2 separate regions of the Mus musculus genome follow, and region 2 is linked to region 1. The links are chromatin loops, found by intact Hi-C in ENCODE. Cell type or tissue: gastrocnemius. All regions are shown on one strand.

Region 1 (8,000 bases):
GTTTCCACACCTACAACCTATAGTTCTAGTGCTGACAAATATACTGTGTAAGCAGGAAGTACCAGGACTGGTCACAAAGAGCACAAAGAAAGAAGCATTACGGATGGAGAATACTTAATAACTCCAGAAAGCCCACTTTTCTTTTTCCAGGAAATTGCTTTCTAGGATGTTTCTATCACTTTACAAAGGTAAAGGGTACAAGGCTGGAGAGGTAGTTCAGTAGTTATGAGCACATACTGCTTTGCAGAGGACCAAAGCACAACCATCCCAACGCCCACAACACCTGAAGCCCCAGCTTCATATGTTATGTCCTCTTCTGGCCTCTGTGGGCACTGCACTCATGTGCACAAACCACAAACAAGACTAACATCATTAAAAATCAATCTATTTAAAAAAAATAAAGATTTGGAAGAAATGGTACACTAGTGCTTCTGTGATTTTACTTTATAAAGGCTATTTGTGTTGCACATGGTGAACTCATGGCAGAGGGCTAGAGATTAGTCAGGATATTTCTCTAGAAGGGGTAATACTTGAGCTATAGACATTTGATCGATAGCCAATATATTTGTTCAAAACATTAAGGGTAATATCTCAGGTATACTTTATGAAAAACTGTCAACATCAATCTTGTGTTTCCACCATAACCTTTATGGACTAAAATATACCCTTTAAAACCAATAATCCAAGCCAGGTGTGTGGAGGGCTGGGGGGCAAAGAACTTTAATCTCAGCACTAAAAGGCAAAGGTGGGCAGATCCAGCTTTTTAACTTTTTGTAGAAAAGTTAAAGATCATGTTTAAAATATCTTTTAGTTTAGGATATGTCTTCCCTAAAAACTTCTACAATCTTGATTTATACAGATTTTTTTCTTTCTTATTTTTTCTTCTGTTTTGTTTGTTTGTTTTATTGAGATAGGGTCTCTCTGTGTAGCCCTGGCTCTTCCCGAACTCACTCTGTAGACGAAGCTGACCTCAAATTCACAGGGGTCCACGTGCCTCTTTAATTCCTGAGTTCTGGAGTTAAAGGCACCACCTGCACCACCACCATCACCACCATCACCACCATCACCACCACCATCACCACCATCACCACCACCATCACCACCATCACCACCACCATCACCACCACCATCACCACCACCATCACCACCACCATCACCACCACCATCACCACCACCATCCACATCACCACCCAACAACTTCTACAGCTCTTACTCTGCACACATAAACGTTTTTATTTCTTTGCTCTTTGAGAGCTTAAGTATTACTTTTTTAAAAAAGATTTATTTATTTATTATATGTAAGTACACTGTAGCTGTCTTCAGACACACCAGAAGAGGGCGTCAGATCTCGTTACGGATGGTTGTGAGCCACCATGTGGTTGCTGGGATTTGAACTCCGGGCCTTTGGAAGAGCAGTCGGGTGCTCTTACACACTGAGCCATCTCGCCAGCCCTTAAGTATTACTTAATATTCTATTTTACACTGACTCTGAAGTGATTTGATTATCCATTTAATGGTAAGTGGAATACAGTGGTTTTCTGCCCTCTTACCCTTGGGTACAGTCATGAGCCCACATGTATTCCTAAAATCAAGTGAATGTGGTCTCTAAAATATTGTTGTACTGCTGACGTTACTAAACTAGCCTATAGCTTTTCTTTCCAAATTATGAATTTCACCATTTTATTTAAACACTTTTTAACTTCTCTTTGGCACATGTGAATTGCCATTATCACCACTCTTGCACTTACTGTGTCACAGGTCTACAATAATGTCTTAATAACCAAAAGCCTACTACCTACTAATAGGTGAGCAGCACAGAGAGTGGACACTCTCCCTGGACTCATAAATGATTCATACCCCAGGTAGGATGGTGCAAGACATCACGTTACTGAGAAAGACATACAATCTCAAACTCATCAATTATTTCTAGGATTTCCACTTCATATTGGCAGCAGGTAACCAAAACTGAGGAACACAAACCCCATGGATAAAAAGAAACTAGGCTAATTCTCTTAAAATCCCAGAGCGTGGGCCATGATATAGCTAAGCAGCAGACTGTTGGTCTAGGACACACAAAGCCCTGAGATTAATTCCAGAATGTTAGACTCAAGGTTCAAAACAAGCAACAAGCAAGTGTGGTTGGCTGCAGGCAGGTATAATCCCAGTATTCAGGAGGTAGAAATAGGTGAGCCTAGAATTCAAAGCTAATCTGGAGAAACATAGTCAATTGAAATCCATACTGGACTACATAGGGACCCAGTCTCAAACAAAAACATAAAACCTCAAAAACCCAAACCAAACAAATAAAAAAATCCCTAATATCAAAAAACAAATAAACAAACACCAAGAGACTGTTAAGAAAAAGAAATCTTGTTCCAGATAACACTGAGTCTTCATGAGGACCCCAATAAATGAATCCCAGAAGTCTGCAGTTGATATAAGCTAAAATTAAGAGAACCAACACTCTAGCATTAGCTATCTAGGTAACGCCTGCAAGCCATACCAGCTAAGACATGTAAGTGACTATTGAAAAAAGCTCGTCCCAGGTATTCTTAGTCACTTATCTTCCCTTAACTAAATACCTTAGCTAAATAAAAATATATTTTAGTGAATTCAAGATGTGTGCTTTGCAAACTGAACTCTGAGTAATTCCTGTTCTATATCTTCCTAATCATAGTTTTCCACTCGAATTAAGATTTTAAAAATGTACTGTCTTCCAAATGTATTGTTAATCTGTTAAGTCCAAACTAAAGGAAGTTTAAAATGATGTTTTAATTAGTTATATGTTATCAGTAAAAATTCAATAGTTAATTCGTCTGGTAACACTGTTATCAGCAAACCCAATCTGAACAAGGAAATTTTTTTTCCCTGTATTTTGGGCAGAGGTTTTTCTCATTTTATGCCTCCACCTACATCAGTGGTAAAAACTTCTATTGGTAGCTCTTATGAGAAAAATAGTTAACATTTTCTGAGTGCTTCTTATGCGACATTAAATTGTCACAGCTAATCTTAGTGTGGCACAGAGGTTAAGTAACAGGTAGAATCAAATTCAGGCATTCCTGTAATGGGGCATGCAATTCTGTAAAATGAATAAACTGAGAACAGTCATGCTTTTTGGGTCGTTGTCCACTTAACAAATGATTGTTTTCGCCTCCAACTGACTAGATAACTTCTAGTTTTCTACGGATTTAAATTTAATTAGGCGACATATAGAAAACCTCTCACCATATTCACTGGTTCACTCATACCGCTAAGCCAACACATTTTGCAATCCAGTTCTGCCTGACTCTAAATTGCTGTCTCAGAGTAGTGTGTCCCTGTACCCCACCCTACCCCCGGAGGTTTTCAGACGAATGCCTTAAAAAAGTGACTTTGGGATCTTAAGAGTAATAGCCCCCATCTATTCTCCACTCAGGAAAATAACTAGAGTAATAATCGAGACCATTGAGACCGAGACAAGCCTTTGAGTGACATCAAGATTAAAAAAATAATTAATAATTAATAATAATAATAATAATAAAAGAAGCCCGAAAGCAGGGGAGAAGGTGCAGAGGACACTTTTCTAAACGTCAGACTCGGAAAGGAGGGGAGAGGCCCCTCTCGGGCGGGCGCTCCGGCCCAGGACTCGGATGCTCCGTGGCGGTGGTGCGTTCTCGGGCTCCGCACCCTCTGCGGGACAGACACCTCGCCTCCCCCTGCGGCAGCCTGCCTTCTCCCGGCCGCGGGGCCCCTCCCGGGCCCACGGCGAAGGAGCCGCCGTGGAGGCGGACGAGGGCGCAGGGACAGCGCACAGCGGCGTCCGGCGACGGCCGGGGGCGGGGGCCGGCGGTTGCTCCCAGCCCGGGAGGGTCAGGAGGTGACGGGAGGAGGCGGCAGGGGGACGAAGGGAGGTTGGGAGGGAGCGTCCGGTCGCTGGGCACAGACAGCTCTGCCAGGCCTCCGGCTCCCCCAACCCTGCCGCCGCAGCGAGCCCCACAACGCGAGAGGGGAGTCCGCCGTAAGCAGAAGGGAGAAAATTCAAAACGAGACTACTCAACCTCGTCTTGGCTCCGAGGCCGCGCCGTGGAGACCAGCACAATGCGCAGGCGCACCCCTCCTGGAGGCGCAGCGCAGGTCCATCAGATTAGACCCTTCTCAGCCACCGTCGCCCAGTTCCCTTCCGACTCGTTCTCCTTTCCCGAGTTTCCGCTCTGAAGCCAGAGGTAAGAACACATGGTCTCGGCCGAATTTGGCTGTTGGAACAGTGCACACAAGACGAACAGATGGGACCTTTGTCACTCAGAATAAAGAAGCAGGAAGTGTAATATCTGCCCGGAGAAAGGAGTATTAAAAGCAGATATGAGACCCTAAATGCGGTGTGGCAAAATAAATAAAGCCTACAACTCCCAGTGTTCAGAGGGTCTGAAACGCGCTCCCTTCTGGGGTTTGTAGTATCTGAGCGCTGAGTCTAAAGGGTCTGGGTCTAAAGACACGCTTAAAATTTGGCTCAAGCTAGTTATTTTCTTTATTTTCCTAATAGATTACGAATCTAGATAGATAAGAAACAAAAGTCTTAAGGGGACTGGATGCTTTTAGGACTACGCTTGACTAATCGATGTTTCCTAAATCTCGGAATAGGTACTTGATGTGTGCGGGCTGGGCGCTGGTGGAAATCGAACCTCGTGGTATGTTCTGTAGGAACCTGAGGGAGCTAACTGAAGCCTAGCTCCTGCTGCGCTTGCGGCGCAGTCTACCTTAGAGCTGCTTGATTATCAACGCACACATTTTCGTGGAGAAGTCTCGTGTGTATATTCAGCCATGGCACAACTCCAGGCACGTTTCTACAGCGAGAACAAGAAGTAAGTAAGGGTTCCAGCTTCTGTCCCTGTCTTCCAGGAGCCGATCTCGTTTGAAGACTCCTTCGATTTGATCCTTGCTGTTTTGACTGGGGATATACATTAAAGAAGAAACGGACAAGGTTTTAGTAAATCAAAGTTGAAAGAACTTTAATAATTATAATGGCTACAATTAAAAGAATTTATTGCAAATAAGATAAGCTGACTGATAGAAAAAAATAAAAAAGACTTCATTCGCCTTCCCCTTCACGTGCCCCGCACTTCTGCCCTGTCTCATTTGGAAGCGGTGTTCACGTCTTCTTAAATCTCCGTTTTCTACCCACTTTCATGAGCTTTTCATAATTTGACGTGTGTGGAGGACCAGGGCTTCACGTTTGCTTTCTGCATGCTGCACACATCATGTCAGTAATTTGAGAGTTGAACAGGCTTGTCCGTTAACGGTGTCTCGTGGTTTCTGAAAGCACAACTTCATCCCCCCCCCCCCCCCAAACAGACTAGAAACTGGCTATGGAGTTTGTAGAGCTGTTTTTTTAATTAGAATGAAGCCAATTCAGTGTCCGATTTGATTAGGTGTATTTTGTGTGAGTGTGTCCAACTTAGGTTTCTCTTGTTGTGATAAAACACTGACAAAAAGCAATTTGGGGAGGAAAGGGTTACAGTCATCTCAGAGGAGGCCAAGATAGGAGGAACTCCTGGCAGGAACTGAAGCAGAAACCAGAGGTGAGGGGTGGGGGTGGGGGCAAGCTGCATTTGCTCTCCCAATGGCTAGCTAGCTAAGTTTGCTTTTAAAATACAGGGTGGCTCTACTCAGTGGGCTGGTTCCTCCTACATCAGTTATTAGTCCAGAAAATGTTCCCGCAGACTTGCCTGCAGACAACCACTATAAGGGAATTTCCTCATTTCAGAGGACCTTGGCTTCTCTCTAGTTGATAAAACAAGGACTGTGTGTATATATTTGTATGTGTGTACTTCTGTGTCTATATATTAATAAGTCATATAGATGTCAACGTTGCTGGTGATACATGTATAATGGCGCTCGCCTTTAATTCCACGACTCGGCAGGCAGAGGCAGGTGGATTTCTGAGTTGGAGGCCAGCCTGGTCTACAAAGTGAGTTCCAGGACAGCCAGGGCTATACAGAAAAACCCTGTCTCGAAAAACCAAAAAAAAAAAAAAAAAAAAAAAATATATATATATATATATATGTGTGTGTGTGTGTGTGTGTGTATATATATATATATATATATATATATACATAATGTATAGAATTCAGGTGCATCATACTAATAGAGTTGTATAAACATTCACACAATCCTTTTTGGAAAAAACCACCACCCCCACCCCCTTTTTTTGTTGTATTTTTGGTTTTTCAAGACAGGGTTTCTTTGTGTAGACCTGGCTGTCCTAGAATTGTTCCCTCCAGTTGGCACTGCCTTCTGAGTGCTGGGATTAAGGTGTTCGCCACCTCCTGGCTCTAAACTGCCTTTTCTTTAGTTGACACTCCATCCCTTGAATGCTTGCCACCCAAGTCAACTCCTGATCCATTTACCATCTATTTGTAGATTTGCCTATTCTGGACACTTTTCTAATGAATTATGCAAAATGTGTGGTCTTTTGTGGATGGCATCTTTGCTTGCATGGTGGTTGGTTTTTTGTTTTGTTTTTTAGTTTATTCATAAGACAGAATATCGTTGCATTTTATTTTATGGCCACATTGTATGGCTTAGTTTCTCTTGTTGTCCAGTTAGACATTCAATATTTTAGCTGTTATGAATAGTGGCTATGTAAGCATTAATGTACAGTTTTTATGTGAACATGTGTAGCCCTGGCTGGCCTGGATCTCACTGTAGCCAAAGGCTGGCCTCAGACCCATGGATACACCTGCCTTTGCCTTCTAAATGCTGGTATTAAAGGCCCATGCCACTATGTACAGTGAACATGTGTTTTCTTTGGCATGTACCTAAAAGTATGGTTCTTGGGTCCACATTTAACTTCTAGAGGAAATGGCACACTGACTTCCATCTTCCAAAGTAACTACTGTTTTACATCATCACAGCACTGTATCTTCACCTACACTTGATTTGTACCCTTATGGATGTCAAGTGATATGCATTGTGTTTGGTCCTGTGCCTGCTGGTCTTTGCTCTTTCTCTGGAAAACTATCTATTCGAATTCCTTATCCATGTTTAAAATAAGAAAGACTTTTTATTACTCAACTGTAAATGTTCTTTATATATTTTGGATACAAGTTCCTTACTAAATAAATGATTTCCAATTTTTTTTTCTTTGAGATTCTTATGTTTCCAGTCATATTTTTCTGATCCAGTCTGTTGCACAGCTATAAAGATCTCACTAAACAGAGTGCTGCTATTGTACCTTAACTTGGACTGCTACAGTGGTTTCTTGTTGCCTACAGAAAGAAAAGAATTAAAAACTGTGTCAAAGTATACAGGATGTAAAACACTCTACATGTCTTTAGTCTCATCTCTGGTCTGCTGTTGCTGGTTTCCCACGTTCTCCTTCCCGGCTACCCTTCCCTTCCCTGGCCAGAATCACTTCTTGTAGCTCTGGCTTAAGAATGATCTTTTTTGTGCATCCTTTTGGGTCCTGAACTTCCACCCCTTTTCTTTGGTTGAAGTGACTTAGCTTTAATCACCTTATCCTTTAGGACACTGTGTCCACACTCCTTATTTTAAGAATAAAGACTTGCTGAGCTGTGGTGGCACACACCTTTGATCCCAATACTCAGGCAGGCTGATCTTTGTCATTTCCAGGCCAGCCTGGTGTACAGAGGAAGTTCCTGAACAGCCAGGGCTCTACAAAAAAAAAAGGAAAAAAAAAAAGATTAAAGACATCGTCTTTACATCATTTTGTTTATACCATGTAGCAAGTCTTGCATGAAGTACCCAAAAAAAGCTATTGAATGAAGAAAGATTTGCCAAAATATGTGTAAACACAATATGACATGTCATTTCCTCTTACAGATACGCAGTGGATGATGTCCCTTTCTCAATCCCTGCCGCTGCTGAAGTTGCGGACCTTAGTAACATTATCAATAAGTTGCTGGAGACCAAAAATGGTAAGTGTTTATGCTCTGAGAAGTGAAGCACAGTACCAACAGATAAACTTAAATAGGGGTTTGGTTTGGTTTGGTTTGGTTTGGCTT
Region 2 (8,000 bases), 410 kb after region 1:
CCCTCTTCTGGAGTGTCTGAAGACAGCTACAGTGTACTTACATAGAATAAATAAATAAATAAATAAATAAATAAATAAAAAGATTCAGCTTCTTTTTATAGGGCAGTCTATAGCCTCAGCTGGCATCAAATTTGTGAGCCTGCCTTTAGCTTTCCAAGTGCTGGGATAAACATGTGCATCATCATTCCTGGCATTTATGAAAGGGTTTTATAGAACCCTGGCTATTTTCTTCTGCCTTCTAATACTGTATACACTGATTCCTAATATCTACCTTTTTGTAAAGAGACTTTCTTTATTCTTTTCTTTGGGCTGGGGATAAAGTGTCTGTTTAGCATGTGAAAGACCTTGGGCCTAATCCTTAGTACTACACACACACACACACAAAGCTCTTTAAAATTAAAATTGCATTTCATGTTCCTAGCTTAAGTTTAAATTTTTGTTTTATGTATATGGGTGTTTTGTCTAGATGTATGTCTATGCACCATGTGCAGGCCTAATGCCTATAAGGGCCACAAGAGCATCAGATCCCTTCCAATTGAATTAGGATTATGAATTCCTGTGAGCTGCCATGTGAGTACTGGGAATTGAATCTGGGTCCTCTGAAAGAGCAGCCAGTCTCTCCAGCTCATTTCTAGTTTGTAATCTTCTGTATTACCCAATTTTAGTTTTAATCCAGCATACACAATAGTCCTTCCCTTAAACATACTTTTTCTTTTTTTTTAAAAAGATTTATTTATTATTATACATAAGTACACTGTAGCTGTCTTCAGACACACCAGAAGAAGGCATCAGATCTCATTGCAGATGGTTGTGAGCCACCATGTGATTGCTGGGATTTAAACTCGGGACCTTTGGAAGAGGAGTCAGTGCTCTTAACCGTTGAGCCATCTCTCCAGCCCCAAACATACTTTTTCTAAGTGTAAAATCTCTATACTAGACTAACACTAGATTCCACTAGGTCACCATCTTCTTCAATCAAACAATACTTATCACTTCAAAAAACTTGCTCATATAACTTCAGGGGCCTGAACTAAGCTATTCTCTAGAGGTCCTGGATTCAATTCTCAGCACCACACTACAGCTCACAACCCTCTAATAATGGAGAGTTCCATGGGATCCGATGCCCGTTTTTGATGTGCAGGTAAACATGTAGAGAAAACACTTATTTACATAAATGCCTGAATCAATAAATTGTTAAAAAGTAACTTCAAATAAAAAACAAGGCCAAACAAGACACCCCAATGGGCCAAGGCTTCTGCCACCAAACTGAGCCCCTAAGTTTGACCCCCAAGATCTATCTGGTAAAGAGAACAGAACACTCTCACTAACTGTCCTCTGACACAATTGTACCCTTCCAAGTAAACAAAATGGTAAAAGAAATGCTATAAATTAACTTCTATCAGAGAATATTAATTCTACAAAATCTAAATTGTATACTCTGATCTACAGTTACTCCGTTTTGGTTCTGCCTTATAGGACCAGGAAGGTGGTTCTGTAGGTAAAATGCTTGCCATTCAATCAACCTGGGAAACCAAATCCAGTCCCTGGAATCTATGTAAAGGTGAAAAGGAGAGAAGTGACTTCACAAAATTGTCTTCTGTCATGCTAAGTGTACCTGCATGAACTGCTCACAGAACCTGGCATACTGGCCAGTTTGGTGGAGTGCTTGTCTAAGGCCACTATAAATTAAACGCCATCCTCAGTTGCAGGGTCTTCTAGCTATGCTCCCCAGCCCCAAAGCAAACCAACTTGTAAGAGACAATATACCATCAATTACCAGGAAAAAAAAAATTCATCTGATAAAAACTAAGACATTAATTGTAGAAGTTTCTCTCATGGAATTCTTGACATAGTTCCCTCGTTTCCAAAAATGTTTATTATAAACCTATGTTTTATCACTTATAACAAAGATAATATCCTTCTCTCATAGGTCTGTTTCAAAGATTGTGATCAGTTCATTAGATATTGGTAGTACAGAAACTTGCTTTGTGTTTGGCCATGTCTTTTATTTCAGCACTCAGGAGGCAGAGGCGGGCGGATTTCTGAGTTCAAGGCCAACCTGGCCTACAAAGTGAGCTCCAGGACAGTCAGGGCTATACAGAGAAACCCTGTCTCAAAAAAACTAAACCCAAAAAAAGTGTGGACCAAATATGGTGGCACATCCCAGTAGTCAGGAGACTACTTATATCTCAATATTTCCATCAAAGCAGTATCTTTTCCCCATGTGTGATTAATGAAAGTGTTTAGACCTATAAAATTCTTGTCGAGTTTTAAACCATTTTTATAGTCCTTCATTCTCAATCAATCAAATAATTGGGTGATTAATGACACAGAACATGCCTGTCCCCCAACATGACCCAAATTTGAAGGCTCTGAATTACCCCCTTCTTTAAATTAAATGAAACAAACAAAAAATTATGTTTCCTTATATAAGCTCTCATGCCCTTTTGTGTGCGCATATATATATATATATATATATATATATATATATATATATGCACACACTTATTTATTTTAAAGAACTATTTCCTTTCAACTTTTAATATTGATATGCTTTTGTATACTCTGGCAAGCTTTATTACCAATTGTTTTATTTCTAGTGGCTAGTCTCAACTTTACCCTTGAATTAATAAAATTATTAGAGAGCTGGGTACATGGCCACATTACCTTGGTCCCTTGTAGAACAGCTCTTACTGAATTGTGCTTCAGCATTAGGCTGTTGGTTTTCCACAGGGAGATCAATTTAACCACTTGTCATCTCTCATCACATGGGGGAAACCAACCCTATGGTGAAAAAAGCTAACTCAATGTTGTCTCAGTGGTAGTGACGAATGGGTTAGATCACTTAAATTCAGTTCCAATAAGATGCATCATTGACAACATTGAGGAAGATTAACTCAGGCAACGGAAGACAATAACCTTTTAATAAGAAAAACAAATGCTACATTTTTAAATTAAAAAAAAAGTAAAGAAAAAAGAAAACTTTTACTTTAAATTCTTATTTACCTGCTAATGCTTCTGCTGTATCCTGAAATTTCTCAAAATGTTTTAGCTTTACTCTAGAATTAGAAGAGAACAAATGTTATTGAAAGAAATGATTCTGCAAAAGCTACATAGCCAGAAAATAGAAGCTAGCTGTTTCTATATAGCATATACTAAATAAACCAAAGTTGGAAATTTGGTTCAATGGTAGAGCATTTCCTAGTATAGCCAAGGACCAGGGTTCTATCCTCAGCACTAACCAACCAACCCTCCAGGTAGAAGAAGTGTGATTGAAAAATAGCTTATTGTCAGCCAGGGCTATACAGAGAAATCATATACATATACTTTATGTATATGATAGTGCTTTCTGTACAAAGAAAATGTATTAGTTAATTCATTGTTGTCTCAGTGGTAGTGACGAATTTTTGTTAAATCACTTAGATTCAGTTCCAAAAGGTATACATCATTGACAACAATGAAGTCTCCTATATTCCTTAAAACACTATTAGTTGAAGCAAATTTTTCTTATCTGGAAAGGTAAATGCTGATAGTCCAAATGCACACTTATAAGCATACAGATGCTAAGAAAAAAGTACTGATTGTATTTCTTGGTCCTATCCTAACCCCATTTCTGCTTGTATGAAACTCCATTCTCTATCTCTCAGATCTTGTCTAGATATTCAAGGATACAGAGAGATATAAGTGGAATTATATTAAATTACTCTGGAGCACGGTTTTCCTCAGTGTATCATGAACATCTCTCCAAATCACTAAAAGACCTACCCCATGCATATATACTCAATCAATTCAACAATGCTATTACTGATGGAACCACAAATGATGACTGTATTTATGTTTCACTTTTCTCTCAGTTAGCCATGCTTTACTCTTCGGTGCATTTATCAGCAGTAGCAGATGTATGACTAAACATGGGCATCCACAGGTATGGCCCCTCCCTTGGGGGTAGACAACTGGATCAGAGTTTCTTCTCAGGACTACACACACCTGCTGGGTTATTTTACAGGATGATTCAGGAAGGGTTAAATGCTGACCCTAACTCTACCCTACTGCCTTGCCCCTCAACCAATTTAGTTGAGGAGACATGGGAGTACTTTAAAACCTAGAATTTACAACCTACTTTTATCCCCAAGAGCTAGACAGAAATAAGTCATGGAAGATAAATACACTACAGAGTAAACTAGAAAGCCTTTGAATTATCAACCCACAAAAAAGAAAACTTGCTCACACTTTATACAACTCCTTCTTTGAAAAGTTTACATTTAATTATGGTATAGTATGTCCTCAAATATCCCTTGGGTAATTGCCCACTGTAATCTACAGTACAAATTGTGATGACCAATGTTCCAAATAAAACAGCCTCAATTACTGGGCGGTGGTGCACACCTTTAATCCCAGCATTCTGGAGACAGAGCAAGTGAGTTCGAGGTCAGCCTAATCTACAGCACTACCAGGACAGCAAAGACTACAACCTGTCTTAATACCCACACTGCCAAACAAAATCCAGCTTTCATTAAATTCACACTAACACTGTTCACAAAATAGATTTCCAAAAACCAAAAAGCTGAAAATAGCATACAAATGAGGAGGTCCCCACAAACTACTATACACCTAAATTCTTCAAGATTACTTACATTAAAAAAAAAAAAATATTTATTTATTAATATACATAGGTACACTGTAGCTATCCTAAGACACGCCAGAAGAGGGCATCAGATCCTATTACAGAGAGTTGTGAGCCACCATGTGGTTGCTGGGATCCGAACTCAGGACCTTTGGAAGAGCAGTCAGTGCTCCTACCCGCTGAACCACCTCACCCGCCCGATTACTTACATTTTATTTGCTTTCTCTGGAGTTTCAAATTCTTTCCACAAACTATCAACCTCTTGAAGTTTCTTCTCATTCAGAACCTGCAATAAACCAGTTTTTTTCAAAAGCAATTTAGACATATACAACTATTTTTCAAGTTAACAACTATTCACATAAAATAAGAGGAAAAAGTTTTTCTCTTATTGAAATAAGCTAGTTTTCTTATGCAGCATTAAGTTATAGTCAAATTAATTGTCTAAGTTAAACCTAGTTATAGTCTTTTAGAATCTTTCCTATATTATTACCAATCTAGACTTGTGTGAGTATACAATAATTTCTGTCCCTACTGGTATTTAAATGTGTTCAATTTTTTCTCCTAAGTGCCTAACCATACTTTTGTGTTGACAAACACTTAGGGCAGATTTCTGTAAGTGGGGTTAACTAATGAAATGAAATCGTTAAGCTTTGGGGCTGAGAAGAGGGCTCAGTGGGAGAGTATGTTGTACTTCTCCAGGACTCAAGTTATACTGCCAAAACCTACATATGGTGTTCACAACAGGCCACACCTACAACTACAGCTCCAGACATATCAGGTACCCCTGGCCTAATCAGGCATTTGCACTCACAAATACATACATAATTAAAAACAAACCATTGCCTCACATCCCCAGTGCTGGATTATGGGCTATGTGCCAGTTTACGCAGTGTTCAAGGTGCTCTGTGCAAGCATTCCTAACTAAGCTAGAACCTCTGACCCACTTTTAAGACTTTCTTTACATAGGTTTCTTTACATAAAATCAAGAGTAAATTAAAGGGACTGGAGAGATGGCTCAGTGGGTAAGAACACCGCTCTCCAGAAGGTCCCGAGTTCAAATACCAGCAACCACATGGTGGCTTACAACCACCCATAATGAGATCTGGTGCCCTCTTCTGGTGTGTCTGAAGAAAACTACAGTGTATTTATGTATAATAATAAATAAATCTTTGGGTCAGAGGGAGCAGGGACTGAGCAAGCAGAGTTGACTGGAGCAAGTAGAGGGGGAAAAAAAAAAAAAAGCCAGGCAGTGGTGGCGCACACTTTTGATCCCAGCACTTGGGAGGCAGAGGCAGAGGCAGACAGATTTCTGAGCTTGAGTGAGTTCCAGAATAGCCATGGCTACAGAGAAATCCTGTCTCAAAAAACCAAAAGAGTAAATCCAAAAGAGTAAATTAAAGATTCATTTCAACACCAATTTTCTGTATGATAAATCAAGCCAATCCTCAAATCTACACTCTCTATACCAAACACCCCTCAAATAGGGATATTTTACAATTAATGACAGGTTAATATAATCAGCATTATAATAAAGCATGCTAACTATGACACAATGCACTATACAATTATGCACATACTTTTTTTGACAAAATAGCCGGTAATTGTCAGGTCTAGATCACAGAACAGTTACATATTAACATTTATGGGTTATCCTTGACTATGCAGCAAATGAGGTCAGCACCAGATATATATTTCATTCTCTCATATGTGTGTGTGTATATATGTGTGTGTGTGTGTGTATATATATATATATATATATATCAATTAACTTTTATCTCTATGCTTTTATCTTATGTACATGGGTGTTTTGCCTGCATGTCTGTGCACCAGTTGCCAGAGGAGATGGGTTCCCTGAAAGGTTATTACAGAGGGTTGTGAGCTGAACGTAGGTGTTGAGACTTAATCTAGGTTCTCTGAAAGAACAACCAGGACTCCTAAGGGCTGAGCTATCTCTCTAGCCTCAGAGTTTAATTTTAATCAAACAAACTTGAAAGACTGAAGAAATCAAGCAATAGAGCTACCAATTACAAAACAGTGCTGGTGTCAAAAATTGTAAGCTACAACTTGTACTGTATAGCATACACCAGTTGAATTAGTTATTTTATTTTGTATATGATATAGACCCATGAGTATATATTAGAAGTTATCTTACCCACACAAAAGTCTCAATTTCTAATTGTTCTGAGACTCATTGCTCACCAACTGTCAAGAAAAAAATTGAGAGTAACTCTTGAAAAATTCACATTTTCTTCTATTTAAAAAGAAAATATTAGAAGATAACAGATTAACAGAACTGTCGTATTTGGAAGGTTTATTTTTACCACCATTCGCTTTATTTTATATGAATGTGTTTGCCTGAATTCATGTATGTGTACCACTTGCATGCCTGCTGTTGGAGGTCAAGAGTGTCCCCTAGAACTGGAGGTACAAATAGTTGTGAGGCACCATGTGACTGGGTGTCAGGAAGCTGGGTCCTCTGCAAGAACAAGTGCTCTTAGCCACTAAGCCATCTCTTTAGCGCCAAATTATCATCATTCTTAAAACTAAAGTTAAAGCAACAAAGAAAATGTAATAAAAGCATGATGATTAATAGTTATCCAAATATTTAGAAAATGTGTAGAGCAAACAAAACTTTGGCTATACCCAATCATGCTACCATATATCCTTATATTGTTTCTAGTAACAACAGTTTGAACAAAATAAAGTTTTCGGCCAGGTGTGCGGTGACACACACCTTTAATCCCAGCATTTGGGAGGCAGAGGCAAGTGGATTTCTGAGTTCGAGGCCAGCCTGGTCTACAAAGTGAGTTCCTAGACAGCCAGGGCTATCCAGAGAAACCCTGTTTCAAAAACCAAAAATAAATAAATAAATAAATAAAAATAAAGTTTTTATAGTTGTCTAATTTTTAAAAAAATTATTAATTTGGGGCTAGTGGTAAGAGCACTGACTGCTCTTCAGAGGCAGAGGTCCTGAGTTCAATTCCCAGCAACCACATGGTGGCTCACAACCTGAAGACATAGTACACTGCAAGTAGGCAGCAGTCTAAGCAGTAGTTGGAACACTCACTGCCTAACCCAAGCATGAGGAAGTAGTCAATGTAACTGAAGATATTTGGAATGTCTGGAATTTGAACCTAGGGCCACACATGCCAGGCAAGTGTTTTACTATGAGCTCTATCCCTAGCCCTCTTTTTAACTTTTATTTTGTGACACGATCTCATTAAGTTACTTGCATAACTGGAACTTTTGGTCAGGATTCTTGTCTTCCCTTCCAGGAATTATAATTCATTAGTACAGGCATTAGTCTGTGCCAACAGGGCTTTCTCTCAAAATCTAATTTATATTCTAGCATTTTGAAAGATCATGGAAAAAGAAG

The links. A loop is a pair of places that touch in the nucleus more often than their neighbours do. Peaks named below come from ENCODE experiments on the same cell type or tissue, not always from the same donor. Only the 100,000 strongest peaks of a DNase experiment are listed, where the experiment ranks them.
Region 2: a loop joins it to region 1, with 2.3 times the contacts of the local background. A loop is called at or near these places in 3 of 42 quality-filtered maps.

Annotation. Positions count from the first base shown.
Region 1 is chr1:60,094,345-60,102,344 of GRCm38, reverse strand. Wdr12 (WD repeat domain 12) reads left to right here and starts at 4,438. Exons shown (of 13, transcript NM_021312.5): 1 at 4,438-4,838; 2 at 7,819-7,913. The coding sequence starts at 4,798. Carf (calcium response factor) reads right to left here and starts at 4,098. Exons shown (of 16, transcript NM_139150.5): 1 at 4,038-4,098. In gastrocnemius, no CTCF peak of the experiment used is centred here; DNase peaks (open chromatin) are centred at 4,084 and 4,693; H3K4me3 peaks cover 2,947 bases; H3K27ac peaks cover 2,698 bases.
Region 2 is chr1:59,687,396-59,695,395 of GRCm38, reverse strand. It overlaps Nop58 (NOP58 ribonucleoprotein), which reads right to left. Exons shown (of 15, transcript NM_018868.2): 2 at 4,834-4,910; 3 at 3,007-3,059. Snord70 (small nucleolar RNA, C/D box 70) reads right to left here and starts at 3,438; the gene lies at 3,386-3,438. LOC115485825 (a small nucleolar RNA gene) reads right to left here and starts at 2,887; the gene lies at 2,804-2,887. In gastrocnemius, a CTCF peak has its summit at 4,743 (motif pointing right); no DNase peak of the experiment used is centred here.